Regions from separate parts of the Homo sapiens genome. Here regions 1 and 3 are each linked to region 2. The links are chromatin contacts, found by Hi-C or POLR2A ChIA-PET in ENCODE. All regions are on one chromosome and are shown on one strand. The core of a region is the stretch at or near the end of the contact, and the rest is flanking DNA. Distances in the headings are between cores, read along the strand shown. Region 1 has its middle 120 kb from the start of BMAL1. Region 2 has its middle 110 kb from the start of RASSF10. Region 3 has its middle 65 kb from the start of RASSF10.

The links. A loop is a pair of places that touch in the nucleus more often than their neighbours do. ChIA-PET counts read pairs that join two places held with the same protein, here RNA polymerase II (POLR2A). Pooled maps may share reads with other maps.
Region 1: POLR2A ChIA-PET joins it to region 2 with 13 read pairs in MCF 10A. The contact joins two enhancer-like sites. A Hi-C loop is called at or near these places in 1 of 168 maps with a recorded cell type or tissue (Caco-2) and 1 of 37 single-sample maps with no recorded cell type. POLR2A ChIA-PET finds 5 or more read pairs at or near these places in 5 of 52 experiments (AG04449, MCF 10A, PC-9 and 2 more).
Region 3: a loop to region 2 is called in a map of mammary epithelial cell, with 2.8 times the contacts of the local background. The contact joins two enhancer-like sites. A Hi-C loop is called at or near these places in 2 of 168 maps with a recorded cell type or tissue (heart right ventricle and mammary epithelial cell), 1 of 37 single-sample maps with no recorded cell type and 1 of 50 pooled maps. POLR2A ChIA-PET finds 5 or more read pairs at or near these places in 1 of 52 experiments (endothelial cell of umbilical vein).

Annotation. Positions count from the first base shown.
Region 1 is chr11:13,159,033-13,161,732 of GRCh38, forward strand. No RefSeq gene overlaps it. Among named protein-coding and RNA genes, the nearest start is that of BMAL1, 120 kb to the right of the region's middle. Within about 2 kb of position 1,424, at least 3 of the 41 ENCODE cell types and tissues checked have a DNase peak (open chromatin) inside an H3K27ac peak, as active enhancers do.
Region 2 is chr11:13,117,447-13,120,242 of GRCh38, forward strand. No RefSeq gene overlaps it. Among named protein-coding and RNA genes, the nearest start is that of RASSF10, 110 kb to the left of the region's middle. Within about 2 kb of position 1,430, at least 3 of the 41 ENCODE cell types and tissues checked have a DNase peak (open chromatin) inside an H3K27ac peak, as active enhancers do; they include mammary epithelial cell, where a contact is called at or near this core.
Region 3 is chr11:13,072,547-13,075,246 of GRCh38, forward strand. No RefSeq gene overlaps it. Among named protein-coding and RNA genes, the nearest start is that of RASSF10, 65 kb to the left of the region's middle. RefSeq lists an enhancer at 601-1,800. Within about 2 kb of position 1,270, at least 2 of the 41 ENCODE cell types and tissues checked have a DNase peak (open chromatin) inside an H3K27ac peak, as active enhancers do; they include mammary epithelial cell, where a contact is called at or near this core.

The DNA.
Region 1 (2,700 bases), core at 174-2,673, 42 kb after region 2:
AACAAAAGGGAAACTCCCATCTCAAAAAAAAAAAAAAAAAAAAAAGCAAAAAAAAGCAAAAAAAAAAAATACAAGCAAGAGATGGCTCCTATCCTTGCACCAGAAGTGGGGTGGGCATTAGCCCCTGGAGAACTTGTTGCAGGCCTGGCCATCAAAATTCAAGGAAAAATTGGCAGAGCTGGAGAAATTCCAGAGAAGGGCAACTGAGAGAAGTTGCAGCTGAGTCCCTACCTGCCCATCGATTCTAAGACAAACAGGACTCTATTGTTGGAAATGCTCAGAGATGATGTTGCCAAAGTCTACAAAATCACAAGGCACATGGTTAGGACTGTGGACTTATTACCCAAGTTCAGGAAAAGAAGAGTTAATGGCAGCAAATGTAGTGGATGTGGTGGAAAGGACCCAGGCTTCAGAGTCAGACGAACTAGGCTCTGCTTCGTAGAAGCCAGTCACTTGGGGGAAAATTCTGTCAACTCTGATTTAATCATCATCTTCACCTGGAGAAATGGGGATAAGAATATTCACTTAGTAGCCCTAAAATGAGAATTCACTTTGCTGTGTTTAAAGAGCATGCCACAAACACATTTTCAAGTAGTGATTACTGTCATGAGAAATGAATGCAATAAAGGGTGGCCTTTTTGTGAGCATCCCTTCGTACATGTCATCTGTGCTTTCATATCTTTAGAGGTAACCTGAGCTGAACCTTCAACTAGAGTCTATGTGGGTTTAAATGAACTTGGGAGTTAGTTTATAATGGGCTATAAGGTAAATGACAGGTGTTTGAGTAGTACCATATATTTTAGAGATCGATTTTGCAGAAATTAAACATCCCATCCTTGGGCACACAGTCCTTGGTACATTAGGACAAGGATTCATGGGGCAAAATCCTGAACCAGTGGATCATCAGAATCCCCAAGGCAGCATCAGGATTTTCAATGATCCTTCAGGCAGATGACAGTGCAGAGGGAAGGATGACATGATAGCATATCAAAACCAAGGGATGAATTTGCTGCTTCAGGCCAGTGTGTCCAGCCAGAGCTTCTGGGTAGCGACTTTTTCTTCCATTCAAAACTTGGGTTGGAACTGGAGAGTAATTCTTCTAATAATCTACACCCACTGGCAGCTATTTTCCTTGAATATAAACTCCTTCTTGCATGTTACAAATATTCCAAAAAATCTGCCCATAGTTGCAAACAACTCCCTTCCCTTAGAAACTATTACAGATTTAAATAAGTAATCACTCCAGAAAGTAGATAATTCATCCCATTTTCCATTTGTGACCCACCTTGCAGCTGTCCCCCTGACATGCCTTAGTTGTTTTCTGTCACAACCCTATTGTTTGGGAAAATATTCTCATCTGGTTACACGACTGTTGAAACTTGCCTGTAAAATGATGAGCCACTTGCGGCAATGCCACAGCCTAGGGAATTAGTTGCTATTAAAATCGTGTTCAAACCAGGGCGTTGCCAAGGTGCCGACGTCTTGGGAAGCTGCCTGGAGGGCTTTGGCTCTCTAACAAAGACTTGAAGATGGCAGAATCTCAGTGGGGTTTCTAAATCATGGACAGGCAGACAATTTGAGGCCACAATCGCCTGGAGACCACTCTAAAAGCCTTAGTGAGTGAAACCTCCTGGGTTTTAAAAGCTTTTAATTCACAAGAGCCAGATGTGGCCAATGTGGGCAGGTAAAGTAGGGAAGCTTTGAGCTGAGAACCAAAGCCAGAAAAAAGAAAGGTGAAGAAAAGCATGTCATTGACCCATTTTTCACTTTCTCCATCATATGCAGCTATTCATAAACCCAGAACACTTATCCAAATAGCAATTAATACACAGACTAGCATGTTCCTGCTTGTACCTGAAAGTTGTAAATGGCAGTAAAGTCAGCCGTGTGTAAATGGTGTAGTGACGTGTGTGAGACATACCAGCACAAGACATGCCCACACTTTTCATTTTTTGTCAAGTCTGGATTAGCCTGAGAGAGGGGACTGTAGGCGTGAATCATACAGCCAAGGACCTGGAGTCTCTCCTTTTGTGTTAGTGTGGGATGTATCAGAATAATGGTCCTCGCAGCAGGCTGGTGCTTCCAGTGGCATTTTTCTCAGGCTAATGTTAAAGTTAATTTGCATTCCCTGATCCCACCCAGACTCTTCTTTCCAGGGTCAGTGAGGTGGAAGGGGGAGTGGGTTGAAGCTGTCAAGAAGCTCTGTAGACTTGTCCTTGTATAAGTGGTCTTCACATTTTTCTTTTACTGTCATACTTTCTAAAAGAATTTTGAAAACCTATATGCATTTGCACATTTTTAAGTTGACATCTATAATATTTCATCATTAAGCAGCTGCAAATCATGTAATTTATGGTACATTGCCCATATTAATTTTTAAAATTAAACTGACATATGATTATTGTAAATGTATCCAGTGGGATGTAAATATTCTACACCTCAATTCCCACCATAGTCTTATGAAGTACTGTATGTATGCAAATCTATGTTAGCTGACAAACATTTAACATTGTTGCTTGCTCTTCTTAAATTTCGACTTTCATTTCATTCCACATACTGTATTTTAACCTAGTATATCATTTTAACCTATTTTAAAGAAACTTATTACTCAATATCTTTTCCGCAGCAAAACTAAGACTACATTGAAGGTTTTATTTATTTTTATTTCCAGTGAAATAGGTGTTCAATTTATCTGATAAT
Region 2 (2,796 bases), core at 180-2,679:
AAACCCTATTTTTAGGAACAATAGGAATGCAAATGGTGAGTATCTAGTGTTATCTGGCTTTCAGCTATAAGGAAGTGTGTCAAAGTGCAGCATGATTAATGCTTAATTGTAACTATATTCTGTCCAGTTCTTGTTCATCCTGTGAGGACAGTTTCAGGTGAACAGGAATTGGCCAGAATAGAAAGGGAGCAGGGTGGAGAAGGCCATTTTACGCAAAGAAGATGCTGTGGATAAAGAAACATGTACGTTTGGGGGAATGGTGGGAATATTTTGTGTGCCTAGAGTATGGTCTGCAGAAATTGAGCTAATGTAGCCTGGGATTGAAATGTGAATCCTCCAAGGATTTTTTTTTTTTTTTTCATAAAAACCTCAATTACTTTCCCTCAACGTGAAACAGCATAAAGCAAGTTAGTGATTCCTTTTTATAATCAGGAGAGTGAAGACACACACTGAGTAGAAGCGTTGTTCTGTGATTGTTAGTCTTTTAAGACATAAGAATAATTTGTCTATATCCCCTGCGTAAAATTATTGCTTATCCTTGAGGGCAAGAATTAAACCACCCATTTGCCTTCTCTTTCTGAAGAAAACAAATTTGATTCCTTAACTGTGTTCTTACCAAATCCATTCCCTCACTCTGAAAACTTAATTCCCTGAGATCATTTTAATCTCTCTCTCTCTCTGTCTCTCTCTGTCTCTCTCTCTCTCTTCCTCACCCTGAACCCTATGGTCCAATTGCATGAACCAGAACTGAAGAGGAAACATAAAAGCAAGTGAGTCTTTCCTAAGATTGGTGAGGAGGACCTGTGGGCAGGCAGAGCAGGAAGAGTGATCTATCCCATAGGAATGTCTGCCAAGGTCCAGCAAACCTCGAGAGGAATCCAGGGGCACAGAAGTCACCACGTTGGTTGGAGGCAGGAGAGAACATCATTGGTCAGACAGCTCATCCATCTTGCACAGCAACAGTTAGTCTCAAAAGCCCTCAGAGGAGATAGGCATAGCCACTCCTGGAGGACTGCCGACTTATGTGGTGTGAAGCCTAAGGAGGGTGCACTGCTAAGAAAAGCCTGCACCACGCACCACCCTTGCGTCTATAGTCTGGAGGTGGTTTTGTGGTCAGAACATGGGTGGGCAGGAGCCTAAGCACAGGCACACATGCAACTTAAGCCTGAGGGCCAGCAGCAGCCCAGAGCCACGAAGTCACCCTTTGTGGTATAGGAGTGAGATTCACTCAGAATCAGCATGTTGGTAATGTTGTTGCAGCTCAATCTCACACAAAAGAAATGTTGTGCAAGCCAGCAGGAACAATCAGATTGCCAGGTCACTTTCCTGGAAAGGGGGCATCTGGTTGACTCCACGCATGGGGTAGTGGGTCAGAGAGTGACCCTGAGGGACGAAGCAAGGACAGGGCCCACACAGGTCCCATCTGGGATCACAGCTCTCCACTTAGGTAGCACTGCCAGCTCTGTCTGTTCCAAGCACCAGAAAGGCACTTAGAACATTTTGAGAAAGTGACTCTAATGTGTGTTTGTGGTGACCAGGGGTGGAGGGGCGGGGAGTTCTTCCATAGGTGGACCATAACTTGGAACCTAGGTACAAGGCAATATCACTTCCCGGCAGCAAAGGGCTGGGATGGAGAGCATATGGGGCAGAATCTGTTGAGCAGACCAGAATCAGGGAGAGACCAACTCTGGGGCAGGGCAGGACTTGGAAGAATAAATTGAAGATTAGGGTTATATATGTGTCTATTTCCTGCCCTACGCTGTGAGCTATAAATGGAGAGATCATGCCTTATGTCTTCTCTTAACCCTTTATGTCTTAACAATGCCTGTCTCCATGTGCATGCTGATAAATGAAAGGATAAAAAGATAAATGCCTGAAAAGTCCTGACTTTGCCTATTGAGATTGGCTCAGAATTTGGGACAGGCTTGATTGACCCTGCAGTTAGAACCATCAGCAGAACAACCTGCAAAAGGTAGAGAAAGTAGAAAGAGGAGGCAGATCTGAGAATAAATGTCCCCTTCTCCCACACCCCAGAAACATCTGATCACAGGTTTCACTCCCTCAGTGGTTGTGACTCAGTGTTGCCCTCCTGCCACCACCCTATTTTCTCAATAACAACAGCATTGCTCAGGGGCGACTCTGCCTCCCATCAGGACACAAAAGCTCCTATGTTTCCCATTGCACCCCATCACTGTCACAGCAAGTCACTGATGAACTGTGGAACAATCCAATGGGTCACTCTTGCTTTTTAAAATGGTTCCCTAGCCAGGCGTGGTGGCAGGCCCCTGTAATCCCAGCTACTTGGGAGGCTGAGGCAGGAGAATTGCTTGAACACGGAAGGCAGAGGTTGCAGTGAGCCAAGATCGCGCCACTGCACTCCAATCTGGGTGAAAGAGTGAGACTCCGTCTAAATAAATAAACAAATAAAATTAAAAATAAAAAAATAAATAAAATGGTTCCCAAGTGGGTCCTCCAACCAGCAATAGTAAATTCATCACCCATGTTGAGCCACTCCTGGGATCTATCAATTGCTGTTTGCAGTTACTCAAAATCTCTAGGTTCAAATAATTAACAGCTCCCTTGGAATGCTTACTTTTGCAAAATACTGCATGCTCATTTGAGCATAAAGAGGCTCCCTAGAGGAATATCAAAACTGCTTTTGAAAACTGGATAATTTATGGGTATGTTCATACCCTTCATTAAGCTCTAGGTGACAGCTTGATATGCAATTAACAAAGCAAAGCAAAACCTGGCCTCTGATCTGTTAAAAAGCATGCTGAACAGGCCTATCTCATG
Region 3 (2,700 bases), core at 20-2,519, 45 kb before region 2:
AAGATGGTCTGTACAGACCTGCACTGAGTTCTTTGTCATATATGGGGAGGATTTAACTATGTCTTGGATGAGTCTTAGAAGGAGAAGGAGGACTGGGAATTGTTGGGGGAATTAAAGACAAGGTAAGGAAAGAGCCAGCTGGGAGTGTGAGAGTAAATTAACAATAGTAATAGTGATAATCATGACACCTCATTTAATTGAACACTTACTATGTGCCAGACCCTGCTGTAGGAGCTACATATGTTACTTAAATGTTAACATATCCCTCCTCCTATCATCATCCTCATTTTGCAGATGAAGCAACTGGCTGATAAATTTCTTGATGTGCCAGTAACAGAATTGAACGTACGTGTCACTCCAGTGCTCTAGAGACAGGTGTGAGGGGGGAGAACGTGGAATTTAGAGCTGTCCTATCCTGGAGATCCCTCCCATGAGAGGAGCTGGCGTTTTTTTCTGGTTCTTGAATGAATCCGGTTGAGGCAGGAGGTACAGACTTCCTCAACCAGAGGGCCTGCCTCCCCAGCTCAGGCGTGAGCACCTCAAAGGCAGGGCCTCATCTGCCTACTCTCTGGATCTGCCAGTGCGGCACCTAGCATGGACCCAATCTGTGTTTGTCAATGAAGGTGATGAACACTATTAATACGATGTTGCCCTTTTCCTTGGGGAGTCTTTCTGAGGTGAACACGGTGATGTGTGTAGAGCATGTTACAGTTGACAAAGCACTTTCCCATCCAGTGTTCTGGAGGCCTCAGTGCCACACTAGACTCTCCACTCCTCCTCACTGCTGACCCCTAATGGGTGACCAAATCCAGCCAATTCTACCCTTAAAGTTGGACTCATCTGGTCCTTCCCCACTGCCACCCTCTACATCCAGGTCTCTTTATCTTCTTTCCACAACATCTCTGTGACTTTTCTCCTCACTTCCCATTCTGTCTGGCACTAAGCCCCATTTTTCCATACAGTAGCCAGAGAGATCTTTCTGAAATAGAAATCTGTCCAGGTTTCTCCTCCCTGCCCTTAGGGGCAAGTCCAGCCTTGTCCACAGGGAATGAGCCCTTCTGCAATCCAATCCTCATTTCCTTGGTGCCCAGCTTCTCTTTCTCTTACCAGGCCCCAACCCTTCACCCACCCCGTTCCCGGCCACAGTGCCGAGAGTGACCCATGATGCCGCATGCCTGAGTCATCTGGAGCTGCTGCGCACATCAAAGGGCAGGAAAAGCAGGGCTCTGGTGGGACTTTCCATCCCTCCCTGCACGTCATCCCCCTGCCCGCACCAGCATGTTCTTCTCGCCTGGTGATGTCACTGGCCTGGATGCATGTTGTGGCCAAAGCAATTGGCTCACATCAGGGCTCCAAGGTGGCATAGGAGGGAAATGGATGGGGATGGACGTCCTCCTGGTCTCACTTCAGAGAGATGATTACGGTGCAACAGAAGGTGAAGTAAGGCTTGGCACAGGGCACAATGGGGTGCTCAGGCCTCCCATTTTCTAGGTGCCACTAGGCCCTCAAAACCTCTTAAGTAACAAATGAACATGCAACCTTTGATAAACAATGTCACTAATAACAAACATAACACTTGTTAAACAAAATACTTATATGGTACTGTCTTCACTTATATGGTACTGCTTCACTGTTGTAAGCAGCCCACATGACTTTATCTGATTTAATCCTCATACAATCCTGTGGGGAAGGTTACTAGTTATGATTCCCATCTTACAGACAAGAAAACTAAGGCACAAGAGAGGTTAACTCACTTGCCTAAAGCAACACAGCTAGTAAGTGGTTAAGCCAAGATTTGGCTCCTGAGTCTGTGCTCTTGACCTCTATGTTATTTTGACAATTTGCTAGAGTCAGGCCTGCCATCCTGCCAAAAGGAGTGTCTTCCTGCAACCCCACACTTATGGTGATTGAGAAGTGGCTGCAGAATAGAGATTCTGCAGTGTGCAGCTACAGTGTGGGTCTAGAGAGCCCCAGATGTGCCCTCTTGGCCTCGCCTTGCATGTGCTGTTATTTAGTATTTCATCACTCTGAGTCCTCATACTATTTCTCAGTGAGGCTTTATTGTTCCCATTTTGTGGGTGAGCAAACTGAAACTCAGGAAGATTGCTGCAAGGCAATCCACAGCATTGCTGGGGTTTGAAACCAAGTCTGTCTATCCATAGAACCGGTGGCTTTTCCACTCCTCTAGAAGAAAGAGCTGGTTTGAGGGCAAAGTGAGGCCTTCTATCTGTCCCATCTCAGACATGTGATATCTAAAGCACCATTGAGGCACGCAAGCAGCCACACCTTGAGGGCAGCTCTAGAGAGCATGGAGCTGGAGATGGAGGTTAGGGAGTTGTCTGCCCTGGGTGATGGTTGAGTCTGCAAAGGAGAGATTAGGAATTGAAGAGAGTATAAAACAAGTCTTGGGGAAGGTTTGTTCACAGGTGATGAGTTAAAGAAGAAAGAGCAGAGGTTGGTTTGGGGGTTGGAGGACCGGGATAGTAAGCAGAAGAAACAGAGTAATAAGTCCTATTTGTAGATCAGTCCACAGTTCACAGCGCTTTATCATGTTCCTTTACTCTTACCACACATAAACACACACTTCCATCAGAACCCTCAGGATCCAGTGCTGGCAGCAGGCTAAGTGCTATCTATTGTTTGCACAAATTTCCAGATGGGAAAACTCAAAGAGGGCAAGCGACATGTTTCAGGTATAAC